2 separate regions of the Homo sapiens genome follow, and region 1 is linked to region 2. A link is an interaction called in ENCODE POLR2A ChIA-PET data of the cell type or tissue named here. Cell type or tissue: OCI-LY7. All regions are shown on one strand. Links, peaks and the distances in the headings refer to the core of each region. The heading gives the core; the rest is flanking DNA.

What was found. ChIA-PET counts read pairs that join two places held together with the same protein. Peaks named below come from ENCODE experiments on the same cell type or tissue, not always from the same donor. Only the 100,000 strongest peaks of a DNase experiment are listed, where the experiment ranks them.
Region 1: POLR2A ChIA-PET joins it to region 2 with 6 read pairs; 4 of 35 experiments call an interaction of 5 or more read pairs at or near these places.

Annotation. Positions count from the first base shown.
Region 1 is chr4:48,700,987-48,708,898 of GRCh38, reverse strand. All of the region lies in intron 2 of FRYL (FRY like transcription coactivator), which reads left to right. Among named protein-coding and RNA genes, the nearest start is that of FRYL, 75 kb to the left of the region's middle. In OCI-LY7, for the core only: no CTCF peak of the experiment used is centred there; no DNase peak of the experiment used is centred there.
Region 2 is chr4:48,810,286-48,818,937 of GRCh38, reverse strand. It overlaps a transcript of OCIAD1 not described here. Among named protein-coding and RNA genes, the nearest start is that of OCIAD1, 16 kb to the left of the region's middle. In OCI-LY7, for the core only: no CTCF peak of the experiment used is centred there; DNase peaks (open chromatin) are centred at 3,197 and 4,807; H3K4me3 peaks cover 2,508 bases; H3K27ac peaks cover 3,072 bases.

The DNA.
Region 1 (7,912 bases), core at 1,950-6,949, 110 kb after region 2:
TTTGAAGCTAAGTGTGATGGCTCATGCCTGTATTCCCAGTGCTTTGGGAGGCCCAGGTGGGAGGATGACCTGAGGCCAAGAGTTTGAGACCAGCCTGGGCAACACAGCAAGACCCCATCTCTACAGAAAATTTAAAAATCAACCAAGTGTGATAGTTGCACACCTTTAGTCCCAGATACTTGGGAGGGTAAGGTGGGAGGATTACTTGAGCCCAAGAGGTTGAGGTTGCAGTGAGCTATGATTGCGCCACTGCATTCCAGCCAGGGTGAATGGATTGTTTATAATCTTTTGCTAATATAAATGGTATAATATAAATGCATAACCTTGCGGATATATACATCTTTTTATATCTTGCCACTGTGTTTGGGACAGGTTCTTAGAAGTGGAATTGCAGGGCCCAAGGGTAAATGAGTACGCAGTGTTTGTTTGTTTGTTTAAGATAGTCTCACTGTCACCCAGGCTGGAGTGCAGTGGCATGATCTCGGCTCACTGCAACTTCCACCTCCCAGGTTCAAGCAATTCTTGTGCCTCAGCCACCCGAGTAGCTGGGATGACAGGTGTGTGCTACCATGCCTGGCTAATTTTATTTTTATTTATTTATTTATTTATTTATTTTTTTGAGACGGAGTCTCGCTCTTGTTGTCCAGGCTGGAGTGCAGTGGCTCAATCTCGGCTTACTGCAACCTCCGCCTCCTGGGTTCAAGCGATTCTCCTGCCTCAGCCTCCTGAGTAGCTGGGATTACAGGTGCCTACCACCCTGTCTCTTAAAAAGAAATACAGGCCAGGTGTGGTGGCTCACACCTGTAATCCCAGCACTTTGGGAGGCCGAGGCAGGCTGATCACGAGGTCAGAAGATCGAGATCATCCTGGCTAACACAGTGAAACCCCCTCTCTACTAAAAATGCAAAAAATTAGCCGGGTGTGGTGGCACGTGCCTATAGTCCGAGCTACTGGGGAGGCTGAGGCAGGAGAATCAATTGAACCCAGGAGGCGGAGGTTGTAGTGAGCCAAGATTGCACCACTGCACTCCAGCCTGGGAGACAGAGCAAGACTCCATCTCAAAAAAAAAAAAGAAAAAGAAATACAGATACTTTTTGAAACAAATTTGGGAGAAGGGTGTGATTCTTTGGCAGGTAGCTAAAGTCAGCATTAGTTCACCAGAACTGGAGCCTCAAAGTTCTCTTACTTCTCACTTCAATCACTTCTTGCCTTAGACCTCATTATTACCTGGAACAGTTTCTTTTCTAAGGTCTTGGAAAGAGGATCTTCTTTTTATTTCAGGATTTTTTTTTTCTAGTGTCTGTAAAATAAACTTTTTGTCTTATTTATTTAAAGTTTTTATTATGGAAAATGAGAAACATATGCAGAAGTAAACAGACTGGTGTAACCAATTGCTTTGTATTCAGACTCAGATTCAGTAATTATCAAGTCATGCCCAAATTGTTTAGCTATTCCCCACCAACTTTTCTCTCACTCCTGTGTTATTTTAAAGCAAATTCTAGACATCATGTATCTTATTTATAAGTATTTCAGGATGTATCCTTAAGACCTTTTAAAAAAGTAATGATAAAATTGCTATGAACACTCTTGTACATATCTTTGGGCAGATCTGTGTACTTTTTTTCCTTGGGTATATACTCAGAAATAGAATTTGCACTTCTGCACATTCATATTATAAAAAAATCATGATGCAAATAAAAATAATTAAAAAATGAAAAAGAATTTGCAATATTGTTTTGGACTTAGCACATTCTCTTAGCAATGTTTAGTCAAATTACTATATATATTATTATCTATTACTGTGTAACAAACTACCCTGAAACTTAGTGGCTTAACACAGTGACATTATTGTCTCATGGTTGCTGTGAGTCAGTTTCTTTGGGGTGCAGCTTAGCTGGGTGCTTTTGGCTCAGAGTCTCTCATAAAGCAGCAATCCAAGTATCTTCTGGGGCTGCAATCATCCCACAACTCAAGTAAAAGAGGCACAAAGGAACAGCCTTCTGGGGGTGCTTTCAAGCTCACTCATGTGATTATTAACAGGTCTCAGGTTCTTTCTGGCTGTTGGCCAGAGGCCAATTCCTTGACCCTTCCATAGGGCAGCTAACAACATGGGCAGCTGGTTGTTAGTTCAGAGCAAGGGAGAGAGGGCATCCAAGATGGAAACCAAGCTCTTTCTGTAACTTATTCTTAGAGTGGGAGCCCATCACACTTGCTGCATCCTTTTAAAAAAATTATTGTGCTAAAGTGTGCATAATGTAAACTTAACATTTTAACTATTTTAAGTGTACAATTCAGTGGCATTACATACATTCACATTGTTGTGCAATTATCACTATCATGCATCTCCAGAACTTTCTCATCTTTACAAAATGAAACTCTATACCCATTAAATAACTCCCCATCGTCTTCTTTGCCCAGCCCCTGACAACCACCATTCTACTTTCCCAAGAGTTTGACCCCTCTAGGTACCTCATAAGTGGAATCATGCAGTTACAGTATTTATCCTTTTGTGACTGGCTTTTTTCACCCAGGATAATGTCTTCAAGGTCATTCATGTTATAGTACGTGTTAGAATTTCATTCTTTTTTAAGGCTGAATAATATTCCATTGTATTTACATACCACATTTTATCCATCCATCAACTGATATTTGAGTTCTTTGCACATTTTGGCTGTTGTGAATAATGATGCTAGGAACAAGGTATTCAGCTGAATTCTATTCCTAGAATCAAGTCTTTCAATTCAGTCTACACTAAAAGGGAGGTGAGGCCAGGCGCAGTGGCTCATGCCTATAATTCCAGCAGTTTGGGAGATTGAGGCAGGTCACCTGAGGTCAGAAGTTTGAGACCAGCCTGTCCAACATGGTGAAACCCTGTCTCTACTAAAAATACAAAAATTAGCCAGGAGTGGTGGCGTGTGCCTGTAGTTCCAGCTACTCAGGAGGCTGAGGCAGGAGAATCGCTTGAACCCAGGAGGTAGAGGTTGCAGTAAACTGAGGTCACACCACTGCTTTCCAGCCTGGGCGACAGAGTGACACTCTGTGTCAAAAAAAAAAGGAGGTGAATAGTGAATACTTAAGGGTGTGAATACCAGGAAGTATGGTCATAGGGGCTGCTCTCAGAAATACTATACTGTTTAAGTTAGTCTTAATAATTGTTCTCTGTATAGTTATGCCACCAACTGGATATACAATTAAGTTCATTATCTTTCATATTTAATAACTGTTCTAAAATGTAACTTTGTTTTATAATCATGTATAATAGTTTTATGGTTCCAAAGTCAAATTCTGTTTTCTTCTCCGTATAAGTACTCATATTCTAGAAACTTTGTTTTTTTTTTTTTAAGAAAAATATAAGCAAGCTATATATTCATATGTCTCCTTATATAAATGATAGGATACCATATACTTTGTTTTTTGTTTTTTTTTTTTACTTGTTATATTCTGGGGATCACTCCTTAGTGGTGTATTACTGATTTCTTTTTATAGCTATATAATAACCCATTGGGTGAATGTGCCATAGTTTATTTAACCAGTTCCCAATTGATGGGGACTTGGATTGTTTATAATCTTTTGCTATATATATATAGCAAGATATATACCAATATATATAATGGTATATTATAGTGGTATAATATACCATTATAAATGGTATAATATAAATGCATAACCTTGCGGATATATAAATCTTTTTATATCTTTCCACTGTGTTTGGGGCAGGTTCTTAGAAGTGGAATTGCAGGGCCAAAGGGTAAATGAGAATGCAGTGTTTATTTGTTTGTTTTAAGACAGTCTCACCGTCACCCAGGCTGGAGTGCAGTGGCATGATCTCGGCTCACTGCAACTTCCACCTCCTGGGTTCAAGCAATTCTTGTGCCTCAGCCACCCGAGTAGCTGGGATGACAGGTGTGCGCTACCATGCCTGGCTAATTTTTTTTTTTTTTTTTTTTTTGAGACGGAGTCTCGCTCTTGTTGCCCAGGCTGGAGTGCAGTGGCTCAATCTCGGCTTACTGCAACCTCCGTCTCCTGGGTTCAAGCGATTCTCCTGCCTCAGCCTCCTGAGTAGCTGGGATTACAGGTGCCTGCCACCATGCCCAGCTAATTTTTGTACTTTTAGTAGAGACGGGGTTTTGCCTTGTTGGCCAGGCTGGTCTGGAACTCCTGATCTCAGGTGATCCGCCTGCCTCAGCCTCCCAAAGTGCTGGGATTAAAGGCCTGAGCCACTGCACCCAGCCTGTTTTTTGTATTTTTTAGTAGAGACAGGGTTTTGCCGTGTTGGCCAGTCTGGTCTGGAACTCCTAGCCTCAGGGATCTCCCTGCCTTGGCCTCCCAATGTGCTGGGATTACAGACGTGAGTCACCATGCCCAGCCTTGTGGTGTTGTTGTTGTTGTTTTTTAAAAGCTTGGGTATTGCTAGATTTATCCTCATAAGAAGTTATACCTCTTTGTGTTCCCATCAGTAATGTATGAGAGTGCCTTTTTTTCATACATAACCTTGCCAGCAGAATATGTTGTCAAATTTTGAGGGTTTTGTCAGATGGAATCTCATTGTAGTGTTAATTTCCCCTTTGTGAGTGATATTGAATATCTTTTTATATGGCTAAGAGGCATTTGCATTTCTTTTTCTTTTTCCAACTGTCCATTTCTTTAGCCCCCTTTTCTGTTTGTTGGTGTTTTTTATTTTATAAGCTCTTTACACATTAGAAATACCAATCTCTTGTCTTTGTTTTCTTTTTCCTGTTAAACAGAGGTATTCTCTGTTCTGCTTTCAACTGGCTTCATTTTTTCCTCATTCTTTTTCATTAATGTTACATTTATTCTTTTGGATAAGTGATTGTTCCACATTTAGTGTCTCCACTTGTACACGTCAGACCTATTTCATTATTTTTTCAAGTTCAACATGCTTTAGATAGAATGTGACTTTATCCACAAACCTGTGTTCCCTTTATCAGGTAATGGTATTGCCATTTTCCCAGATGAGAAATTGAAGTGACCTTTTTGACTTTATTTATTATTTATTCATTATTTATTCAACAAGTATTTGTTGAGTACCTATCGGGTTTCAAGTACAGGCTAGGCACTAGTGGCAAATAGTATAATCCTAGCTCTCAGGGAATGGTCTAAGAGGGGAGTAGGTGTTCCACAAATACACAAACTATGTCTAAATATGTGGTTAAGAATTCTAAGAGAGAATGTAAAAGTGGGGACACATTATTACATTGGAGAGGTTGTGAGTTGCCTCTTTGAGAAAATGACACTTAAGCTAAGATTTGAAGGATGTTTAGGATTAGCTTGGTGGAAAAAAGTCAGTGTGGCAGCTTCCAGACATAGGAAACAGTGTGTAAAAGGATCCTGAGGCAGAAACGAAGTTGGACTTCTAGGAAATGAAAAGACCAGTTTAGCTGGCATGCAGGGAGAAGGGATTGAGGGGCCTGAGATATCATCTGATTGCTTTGTAAAGAGATCACTCTGGCTGTGGCAGGGGTAATCCATTGGAGGGGGTCACGTAGAAGTCAGTCAGGAGCTGGTTAGCAGACTGTTGTAGTAATTGTGAAAGGTGATGGTGCCTATTTGTTCAGTTATAAAATTCTTTCAGTTCTAATTCAGGATTTTGTTCATTCCCTCTCTTGACTACTGGGATAGATTTTTAAAAATTGGTCCCATACTGTCTTAGTCCCTATTCCCCATCTAGTCTGCTTCAGAAGACAACTTTTAGAGTCAACAGTCTGTTCATATCACTTCCTTTCTCAAAAACTTACGGTGGTTCTATGATTGTGGAAGAATGAGATCCCATCTGGTATTGAAGCTTTTATCATTTTCTTTAGGTTTCAAGATCTGCTCTCCTGAGACAACTTTCTTTGGGCAGCCAAGATGGGTACTTTTCTGCCTCTTTTCTTAGCTCATCTCCGATCTTCCATCATGACATCTGTACCTCTCTTCTCCACCAACCCCCACTATTCTCTGATCCTTCTTAGATCCCAAGATTAATTTTTTTTAACTCAACATATACTCAGTTTTCTTTTGCTGTGTCAATTCTAAGATTTATCATAGTTTATGTTGAGAAATATTCATGTATTTATTTGGAGTACAAAGAAATTATGTATTTTTTCTTTTCTTTCTTTTTCTTTTTTTTTTTTTTTTGAGACGGAGTCTTGCTCTGTCGCCCAGGCTGGAGTGCAGTGGCCCGATCTCCTCTCACTGTAAGCTCCGCCTCCCGGATTCACACCATTCTGCTTCAGCCTCTACGAGTAGCTGGGACTGCAGGAGCCCACCACCATGCCCGGCTAATTTTTTGTATTTTTAGTAGAGACGGGGTTTCACCATGGTCTCGATCTCCTGACCTCGTAATCCGCCTGCCTCGGCCTCCCAAAGTGCTGGGATTACAAGCGTGAGCCACCGCGCCCAGCATTTTTTTTTTTTTTTTTTTTTTTTTTTTTTTTTTTTTTGAGACAGAGTCTCACCCTGTCACCCAGGCTGGAGTATAGTGGCACATTCTCGACTCACTGCAACCTCCGCCTCTAGGGTTCAAGCGATTCTCTTGCCTCAGCCTCCTGAGTAGCTGGGATTACAGACATGCACCACCATGCTTGGCTAGTTTTTGTATTTTTAGCAGAGACAGGGTTTCACCATGTTGGCCAGGCTGGTCTCGAACTCCTGACCTCAGGTGATCCGCCCGCCTCAGCCTCCCAAAGTGCTGGGATTACAGGCATGAGCCACCATACCTGGCCTATTTTTTATTTTTAAAACTGATAGGAACCCAGTAGATATACGTTGAATTGTATGAGATTAGGGAGCATTCCATGTGGTGGATCAGTCATTCAAATTTCTTATAAAAGAAGGAAGTCTCAAGTATAATTTTATAAAATTTTGAATAGAACTTTTGGGAGTAACCTCATTTAGAAACAGAAGAATGTTACTTGCTGTTTGAAGCAGCTTTTATAGTTCAGTGCACATCAAATAATGCTTATATTCTGTATATTGGGTTGACAAAAATATGTTTATAAGACAGTATGACGATATTAGAGTTCTTATGACTTACTGGGGGTAATGGCATATTCAGGGCATTAAATATTTGATCGCCAGGTAGCAGAAAATGGTCAATAAAATAATGAATGTGTAGGTATTTGAATGCACCTCTGCTTTTATCTGAGATACCTTTGGACTCATTGTCCGCTTAGCTGACTTCTTAGCGTGTATCTTTCTAGAGTAAATGTAATAGTCTGTCTATTGACAAGGATTAGTTTACTTGATTCTCATACTTGATTTTGTTAATAGATCAGCGCCAGCCAGCATGTTTCTTTTGTAAAGGGAAGGGTACTAATATTATTTACTGCCTACAACTTGCAAAATGATTTCATATACTCTCTTTTTAAAAATCCTTACAGGTTTCCTTCTGTCTCTCTCTTATTCAATTTTTCCTTCACTCCCTTCTTTTTCCTCTCCTTTTCTTCCTATAAATGAGGTTAAGTGATTTTGTGTGGGTAACTGTGGCTTAGTATTGTGTAACTATACTGCATACATTGTGTTGCCTTCTCATATGAAATCATTTCTCTGAAATTACATTGGAAATGGGGTTTTTACAGATTTGTTGTGGATATGACTTTACAGATATTAATCTAACTTTTAGTTTCTTTGGATCACCTCTTGAATTAAATAGTTGTTTTTGTCTCCTAATACATATTGATGCAATAAAAGAGTTGGGCGATGATAATAATTTTGGTCCTATACTGAATTTTTGTTATCTGAAATATAGTAGAAACTAAACCTTTTAAACCCATTTAAAAGTCAATTTTCTAAAGTCACATTTAACAGTTTTGGTGTTTCAATAATATTAACTAATGAAAACTATTTTGGTTGTATTATTTTAAGGTAGAAGTATCTTAATGGAATTTTTAAATGAGCTTGCCTAAGATTA
Region 2 (8,652 bases), core at 1,889-6,888:
TTTGGTCTTTTCACATAGTCACATATTTCTTGAAGGTTTTTTTCATTCCTTTTCATTATTTTTTCTCTAATCTTGTCTTCATCCCTTATTCCGTTAAGTTGATCTTTAATATCCAATATCCTTTCTTCCGCTTGATCAATTCAGCTATTGATACTTGTGTATGCTTCACAAAGTTCTCCTGCTGTGTTTTTCAGCTCCATAAGGTCATTTATGTTCCTCTCTAAACTGGTTATTCTAGTTAGCAGTTCCTGTAACCTTTATCAAGGTTCTTAGCTTCCTTGCATTGGGTAGGAACATGCTCCTTTAGCTCAGAGGAGTTTGTTATTACCCATCTTCTGAAGCCCACTTCTGTCAATTCATCAAACTCATTCTCCGTCCAGTTTTGTGCCCTTGCTGGAGAGGAGTAGAGATCATTTGGAGGAGAATAGGCCTTCTGGTTTTTGGAATTTCCTGCATTTTTGCACTGCTTTTTCCTCATCTTCGTGGATTTATCTACCTTTGATCTTTGAGGCTGATGATCTTTGGATGGAGTCTTTACGTGGGGGTCCTTTATGCTGATGTTGATGTTGTGGCTTTCTGTTCGTTAGTTTTTCTTCTAGCAGTCAAGACCCTCTTCTGCAGGTCTGCTGCAGCTTGCTGGAGGTGCACTCCAGACCCTGTTCACCTGGGTATCACCAGTAGAGCCTGCAGAACAACAAAGATTTCTGCCTGCTCCTTTCTCTGGAAGTTTCGTCCCAGAGGGGCACTGGCCTGATATCAGCTGGAGCTCTCCTGTAAGAGGTGTCTGTCAACCCATGTTGGGAGGTTATTCCCAGTCAGGAGGCACAGAGGTCAGGGACCCACTTGAGAAGGCAGTCTGTCCCTTAGAAGAGCTGGTGCACTGCGCTGGGAGAATCCCTTTTGTCAGGATCAGCTGCTCTCTTCAGAGCCAGCAAGCAGGAATGATTAAATCCGCTGAAGCTGCGCCCACAACCACCCCTTCCCCCAGGTGCTCTATCCCAGGGAGATGGGGGTTTTGTCTGTAAGTCCCTGACTAGGGCTGTTACCTTTCCTTCAGAGATGCCCAGTGAGGAGAAATCTAGAGAAGCAGTCTGGCCACAGCTGCTTTGCCACACCCAGCCCAGAGCACCCAGCCTCCTGAGCAATGTCAGGAGAAAACTGCCTTCTAAAATGTCAGTAATGGCAGATGCCCCTCCCCACACCAAGCTCGATTATTCCAAGTTGTCTTCAGACTGCTGTGCTGGCAGCAAGAATTTCAAGCCAGTGGTTCTTAGCTTGCTCGGCTCCATGGAAGTGGAACCCACTGAGCTAGACCACTTGGCTTCCTGGCTTCAGCCCCCTTTCCAGGGGAGTAAACAATTCTGTCTCACTGGTGTTCCAGGCCCCACTGGGGTATGAAAAAATACTTCTGCAGTTAGCTCGGTGTCTGCCCAAACAGCCCCCCAGTTTTGTGCTTGAAACCCAGGGGCCTGGTGGGAATCTCCTGATCTGCAGAGTGCAAAAACCATGGAAAAAGTGTAGTAACCCGGCTGGGTAGCACAGTCCCAGGTGCCACTGGGGGTATGAAAAAATACTTCTACAGCTAGCTCAGTGTCTGCCCAAACAGCCGCCCAGTTTTGTGCTTGAAACCCAGGGCCCCGGTAGGAATCTCCTGATCTGCAGATTGCAAAAACCGTGGAAAAAGTGTAGTAACCCAGCTGGGTAGCACAGTCCCTCATGGCTTCCCTTGGCTAGGGGAGGGAGGTTCCTGGCTCCTTACACTTCCCGGGTGAAGCAACGCCCCACACTGCTTCTGCTTACTCTCCATGAGTTGGACCCACTGCCTAACCAGTCCCAGTGAGATGAACTGGGTGCCTCAGCTGGAAATGCAGAAATCAACCACCTTCTGCGTTGGTCTTGCTGGGAGCTGCAGGCCAGAGCTGTTCCTATTCAGCCATCTTGGCCCCTCTCCCACCCCTTTTTTTGGGGAGGAGGGAGTCTCGCTCTGTCACCCAGGCTGGAGTGCAGTGGCCCAATCTCCACTCACTGCAACCTCCACCTCCCAGATTCAAGCGATTCTCTTCTCTCAGCCTCCCGAGTAGCAGGATCACAGGTGTGTGCCACCATGCCCAGCTAATTTTTGTATTTTTAGTAGAGACAGGGTTTCGCCATGTTGGTCAGGCTGGTCTCAAACTCCTGATCTCGGGTGTTCCTCCTGCCTTGGCCTCCCAAAGTGCTGGGGTTACAGGCGTGAGCCACGGTGCCCTGCCACCGTTTCAAATTTAAGCCTAATAATAAACAGTTAAGAAGTTGTATTTTGAGAAGCAAGCCCAAGTTTTAAAAGATATTATTTCAAAGTTTTATAAAAGTCAATATTTATTCAACAAAAGCCAGTATTTATTATCTTCCTTTTTTTTTTTTTCCTTTTAGACGGACTCTTGCTCTGTTGCCAGGCTGGAGTGCAGTGGCGTGATCTCAGATCACTGCAACCTCCGCCTCCCAGGTTCAAGCGATTCCCCTGCCTCGGCCTCCTGAGTAGCTGGGACTACAGGCATGTGCCACCATGCCCAGCTAATTTTTTGGCCAGGATGGTCTCAATCTCTTGACTATATTTTGTATTTTTAATTGCCATTAGCATATATCAACTAAGCGCTATATAGATGTCCTGATCGCCTCCAGTTTATTCTAATGAACTGCACAAAGATTAGCGTTTTTCTATGTGTGCCATGATATTAAAAAGATTGGGACATATTGGCATAGAATGTCTAAACAGAGAGAGAGCGAGAAATGCACAGGTGGATAAGTCGACATAAATGGGAGAAGGGCTTACCCATCCTGTGTGACTAGCAGGAAGAAGGTAATGAAAGTTATAGAATACAGGCCACTTTATACATTTGTGACAGAAAGACAAAGTAGTTGAAGATATTGGCAAGAGAATGGTTGAAATTATTGGCAATGGAATTGAAGCTAAGTAGGGATGAAAAGAAAACAATCAGATAGGGATAAAATTAAGAGTATCAAAGATCTAGTAGTCAGTATGATGCCAAAGAACAGGTATGTGCGGGATTACCTATGTGGGAGAGCTGAAAGAATATGATGTTGACTAGATGGTGGAATGTAAATATTTCATATTCAATGAATTTATGCCTTGGCCACAAAAAGCTTTGTTGTCATTAAAACAGAGGCGATGGGAAGTGAAAGGGAAAGTCATTTGCGACCCTGGGGTTTCTGAGCTGCTGTCTAGTTCAACAGTTTGATTTCCTCCAAGCCAGTGGAGTAGAGATTTGAGAATTTTACAAGAACTGAGATAGCCCTGTCTACATTATCAGAATCTAGTTCAGTTCATGAGTCACAGAAGTAAATATTTGTTCATATGTCAGATCTACTGTAGTTTTCAGACTTTTATCAAACTGCAGCACTTCTTAAAGATCCTCCAAAAAGCAGGCTTACCAAGAAATGTAAATTCCCTGGCAGGTTTTGCAGGTCATTCCAAAAAAGCATAGTTTCATGCAAATGAAGTTTCAAGACAATTACCTCCCAGCTATTTCTTGCAAATACATTGTCAATCCTGAGTCTTGTCTAGAGAGAAATCTTGCATCTGCCACTGTGTGAATTTCTTCTAGAAATAATTTATTCTTTTCTTTTTTTTGAGATGGAGTCTCACACTGTTCCCCGGGCTGGAGTGTGGCGCGACCTCAGATCACTGCAACCTCCGCCTTCTGGTTTCAAGCAATTCTCCTGCCTCAGTCTCCTGACTAGCTGGGATTACAGGTGCACACCACCACATCCGGGTAATTTTTTGTATTTTTAGTAGAGATGGGGTTTCACTATGTTGGCCAGACTGGTCTCGAACTCCTGACCTCATGATCTGCCCACCTCAGCCTCCCAAAGTGCTGAGATTACAGGCGTGAGCCACTGCACCCAGCCTCTTCTAGAAATGGTTTAAGAGGACTTCACAAATCCTGGACTCCCAGAATGTATCTTAATATATAGACTATTATTTTGAGGCATATTTTGTTCTTGTTTTCCTTTTTTCAGCAGAAGATGAAGAGAAGCATCAATAAAATCATGGAGCCCATGTGTCAGTATGAATATGAACCTAAGAAGAATCTATTAATACCTCTGAGATACTAAATCATATAAAGTTATAAAGTACCTAACACAGCATCCAGGACTTGGTTTGCATGCAGAAAATGTGAGTTCTTTTTTGTTTTTCTTGAAGATTTAAAGTACTAGAAAGGAGTTTGGAAAAGAGAGAGAGAGAGGTAAGCATAAAAGTGATATAGCCTATATTGTTAATTTAGAACCATTCCCGGTAAACTATTGCAAATAATTTGTCTAACTTTGTAATTAAAATTTAAAACAAAAAGTTTATTTTTAAGGGGAAAATAGGGCTTCCAGTGATCATTATTCCAGCTCTAATCGATGCTGTTGTGTAAATTATGTTATTTTTGTTTTTGCCTTAATTCCAGCTCTATCTCCAATATTCTGAGTATTGCATTCAAACACCAATCTGTCTACTTTGTTATAAATATGAAGAGTCAGCTCTCAGTCAAAAGTTAGAGGAGAGTTTTTTCCACGTCTAGGTGACTTTATAATTTCACTATAACAAATATTTGAAAAAAAAAAAAAAAGGCTTTCTGAATAGCCATACTCTGCTTTTCTTTCTTGGACAGTTTCATTTTCAGGCAGAGGCAAGGATTAAAAAAAAAAAAAAAACCCCTCCACAGGAGGTGACCCTTTCTACAGTGCTCCTCATGCTGTCAATCAAACCGAGAACCATCTGTCCCTCTTTAGATTTCAGGAGCCATCTTGCACATCTGCTGTGCCTTTTCTATTGCCACTTATAGAACACACTAAGAGCTGTTAGATGAATTAGGGGAACCAGAGTGCAGCTGCATGTAGCTGGTTTGAATTTTGCAGCTGGGTCCTACACATCAATCTCAGTCTTAAAAAATTTTTTTAATGAGATTAGAACTACAAAATTATTTATTTATTAATAGTAACTTCTAAGAAAGTGGGTCTTAAATTTTTATTCTCTGAAAGTTTAAAACATATATTTTTACAACTCTCACCAAATGTTTAAAATTCAAGCCAACTGTAACATTTAAATAGTTATTCACGAGCTCCTCTTAAGAAAAAGTGTCACATGAAAAAAAGTTTTTAAAACTTTGACATAAGCCAAATACTTTCTGATATAGAAGTAAGTTTGATGCCTGTTATAGAAATGCTAGAAGTTTGCAGGCCACAAAACTAAAATATTAGCAGCTTTAGGCCAGTTTTTGTTTGTTTGTTTCCCCTTTGGGACAGGGTCTCACTCTGTCACCCAGGCTGGAGCACAGTGGATCTGATCCCCAGTTCACTGCAACCTCCACCTCCCCGGCTCAAGTGAGCCTCCCATCTCAGCCTCCCAAGTAGCTGGGACTACAGGCACATGCCACTACGCCCAACTAATTTTTGTATTTTTTGTAGAGACGGGATATCACCATGTTGCCCAGGCTGGCCTCAAACTCTTGAGTTCAGGCGATCCACTCACCTCCGCCTCCCAAGGAGCTGGGATTACAGGCGTGAGCCACCACCCCCAACCAGTTGCTGCAGCATTTTCATATGCCTGTAGGATAACACTTACCACATCACAATTGTTTGTTTACCTGTTTTGCCCACAATACTGATTCTTACAAGTAAAGGGAACCCCCACACCATATCAACAGTATCACGTATACCAGACTCTTTCAAAAATGTTTCATTAAATGAAAAATCATAATATGTAATAGAAAAAGTGTTGCGATATTTCTTGAAAGATGCAATCGGAATTCCACAGGCTCTTAACTTGACATCCATCCCGCATCATGCCAGATAGAGGTCATGACAAGAGCCTGTGGAATTCTTCTGCACCTGTACCCGTATAGTATGTTTTCCTCTATGACACACACAGCTCTTCTGCCTGTGCTCCTATCCAAGACCAGCCCTGTACTTGAGAGGTAGATTCCATCCTCTCTCACCTACTCAAGGTATTCACCTACTCAAGGTACCCACCTCTAGCAGTTCGACCCATTCTGTCTCCCATCCTTGGTTTCTCTTCACTGTAAGAAAATTCCCATCAGCTTATGAACAAGTTATGATTCTCAGCTTTAACAGCAAGAAAAATCCCAAAGCTTTTCTTGACCTCACATTCTCATTTTTTTGCTCTTTTATGGCAAAACTCCTTGAAAGAATTATCTCTACTTCCTGTGTCCAATTCCTCTCTTCCCAGTCTCTCTTGGGCTCACTCCAAACACTTTTACCCTAAGCAAATGTCCTTGTCAAAGTCTCCATGACCTTTGTGTTATTAAATCAATCTTTCAATTCTCTATCCTTGTATTATGCGACCTATTCTAAAGCGTTTGACAGTCAATCACTCCTTTATTCTCTTCTCTTGTTCCAAAATTTGGCCCCCTTTTCTTTTTTCCCTCTATCTAACTGACCACTCTTTTTCAGTTTCCTTTGCTGGTTCTTTCTTGTCTTTCTGATTTCCAAATTTTGGGGTGCACTTTGACTCAGACAGGCCTTGGACATCTCGGTAGCCACTTTCTTGGTAACCTCTGGTGTCAAGGCTTTAAATACCATATCATAAATGCCAAATTTAGTTTTCTTTTTCTTTTCTTTTTTTTTTTTTTTTTTTTTTTTTTTTTTTTTTGAGACCAACTCTCACTCTGTTGCCCAGACTGGAGTGCAGTGGCATGATTTCGGCTCACTGCAACCTCCACCTCCTGGGTTCAAGCTATTCTCCTGCCTCAGCCTCCCAAGTAGCTGGGAATACAGGCATGCATCACCAAGCCTGGCTAATTTTTTTGTATTTTTAGTAGAGATAGGGTTTCACCCTTGGCCAGGCTGGTCTTGAACTCCTGACCTCAATGATCCACCCGCCTCAGCCTCCCAAAGTGCTGGGATTACAGGCATGAGCCACTGTGCCCAGCCCCAAATTTAGTTTTCTAGTATAGACCTCTCTCTGGAACTTCAGACACATATGTCTGCCTACATGTATCTAATTTGCATCTCAAACTTTACATACCTCAAACCAAATTCCTGGTCTTTGACACCACAACAGAAAAAAAAAATGAAACTTTTCTTTTCAGTCTTCCTCATCTTCTTCATCTCATTTGAAAGCTATTCCTCTTTCCATTTCATTTGACTAAAATCTGTGGAGGCATCCTTGACTCTTCTTTCTCTCTCACTCTACATAAAATTTCTTTGTGACTCCTATTGGATTTATCTTCAAAGTATATCCATAATCTGATCCCTTCTCATTATTATTGTTATTATTACTTTGAGACAGGATCTCACTCTGCTACCCAGACTGTAGTGCAGTGGCATGATCTTGGCTCACTGGAACCTCCACCTCCCAGGCTCAGTAATGGTGAATTGTATTATGCAGATATCTGAGAGCAATTACATAGAGCCTAAGATGGGTACCTGCTTGGCATGTTTGAGAAAATGCAAGAGCAGTGCTGCTGGAGTGTAATTAATGAGGAAAAGAATGGTGGAGTATAAGGTCTGGAGGAAAGGAAGAGAAAGACTGCAGGGCCTCCTATGCCATTGTAAAGACTTTGGCTTTTATTGGAGAAATGGGAAGCCATTTGGAGGGTCTGAGCAAAGGAGTGGCTATCTGACTTGGATTTTAACAAGATCACTCTGGCTACTGTGTTAAGAGTAAAGTGAAACAAGACGTGGAGGCCAGTTAGGGGACTTCTGCAATAAGTTAGGCAAGAGATCACGATGATGTGAATCAATGTGGTAGTGGGAGATCTAATGAGAAGGGATCAGGCCAGGTGCAATGGTTCACGCCTGTAATGCCAGCACTTTGGGAGTCCAAGGTGGATGGATGGCCTGAGCTCAAGAGTTTGAGACCAGCCTGGACAACATGACAAAACTCTGTCTCTATTAAAAACACAAAAAATTAGCCAGACATGGTAGTGTGTGCCTGTGGTCCCAACTACTTGTAGGGCTGAGGTGAGAGGATCATGCCACTGCATTCCAGCCTGGGCAACAGAGTGAGACTCCGTCTCAAAAAAAAAAAAAAAAAAAGAAAGAAAGAAAGAAAAAAGAAAATTGCAACTCCTCTCTTCTTTATCTCCCATCCTCAATCACTACCCACTGCAGACATTTCCTATCCCCCTTCTATTTCCTGCCTTTTTTTCCTCCACTTCGGTAGCACTTACTACAGTCTAACCTCTTGTTTTACTTATTCCTTGTCTCTCTCTAGGTAAGCACCATGAGGCAGGATTTTAATTTTTTTCCCTGATGCATCCCTAGTGCCTAGAACAGTGCCTGACGCTCAGGTGCTCAACTAATATTTCCTAAAAGACTAAATAAATAAATAAATTGTAGTCATTGGTGAGTATATATCATATGCCAGGGACAGATAAGAGAATCCCTTGAGCCCACGAAGTTCGAGGTCTGCCTGGACAATGCAGCAAGATCTCATCTCTTTTTTTTTTTTTTTTTTTTTTTGAGATGGAGTCTCACTCTGTCACCCAGGTTGGAGTGCAGTGGTGCGATCTTGGCTCACTGCAAGCTCCACCTCCCGGGTTCACGCCATTCTCCTGCCTCGGCCTCCCGAGTAGCTGGGACTACAGGCACCCGCCACCGCGCCCGGCTAATTTTTTGTGTTTTTAGTAGAGACGGGTTTTCACC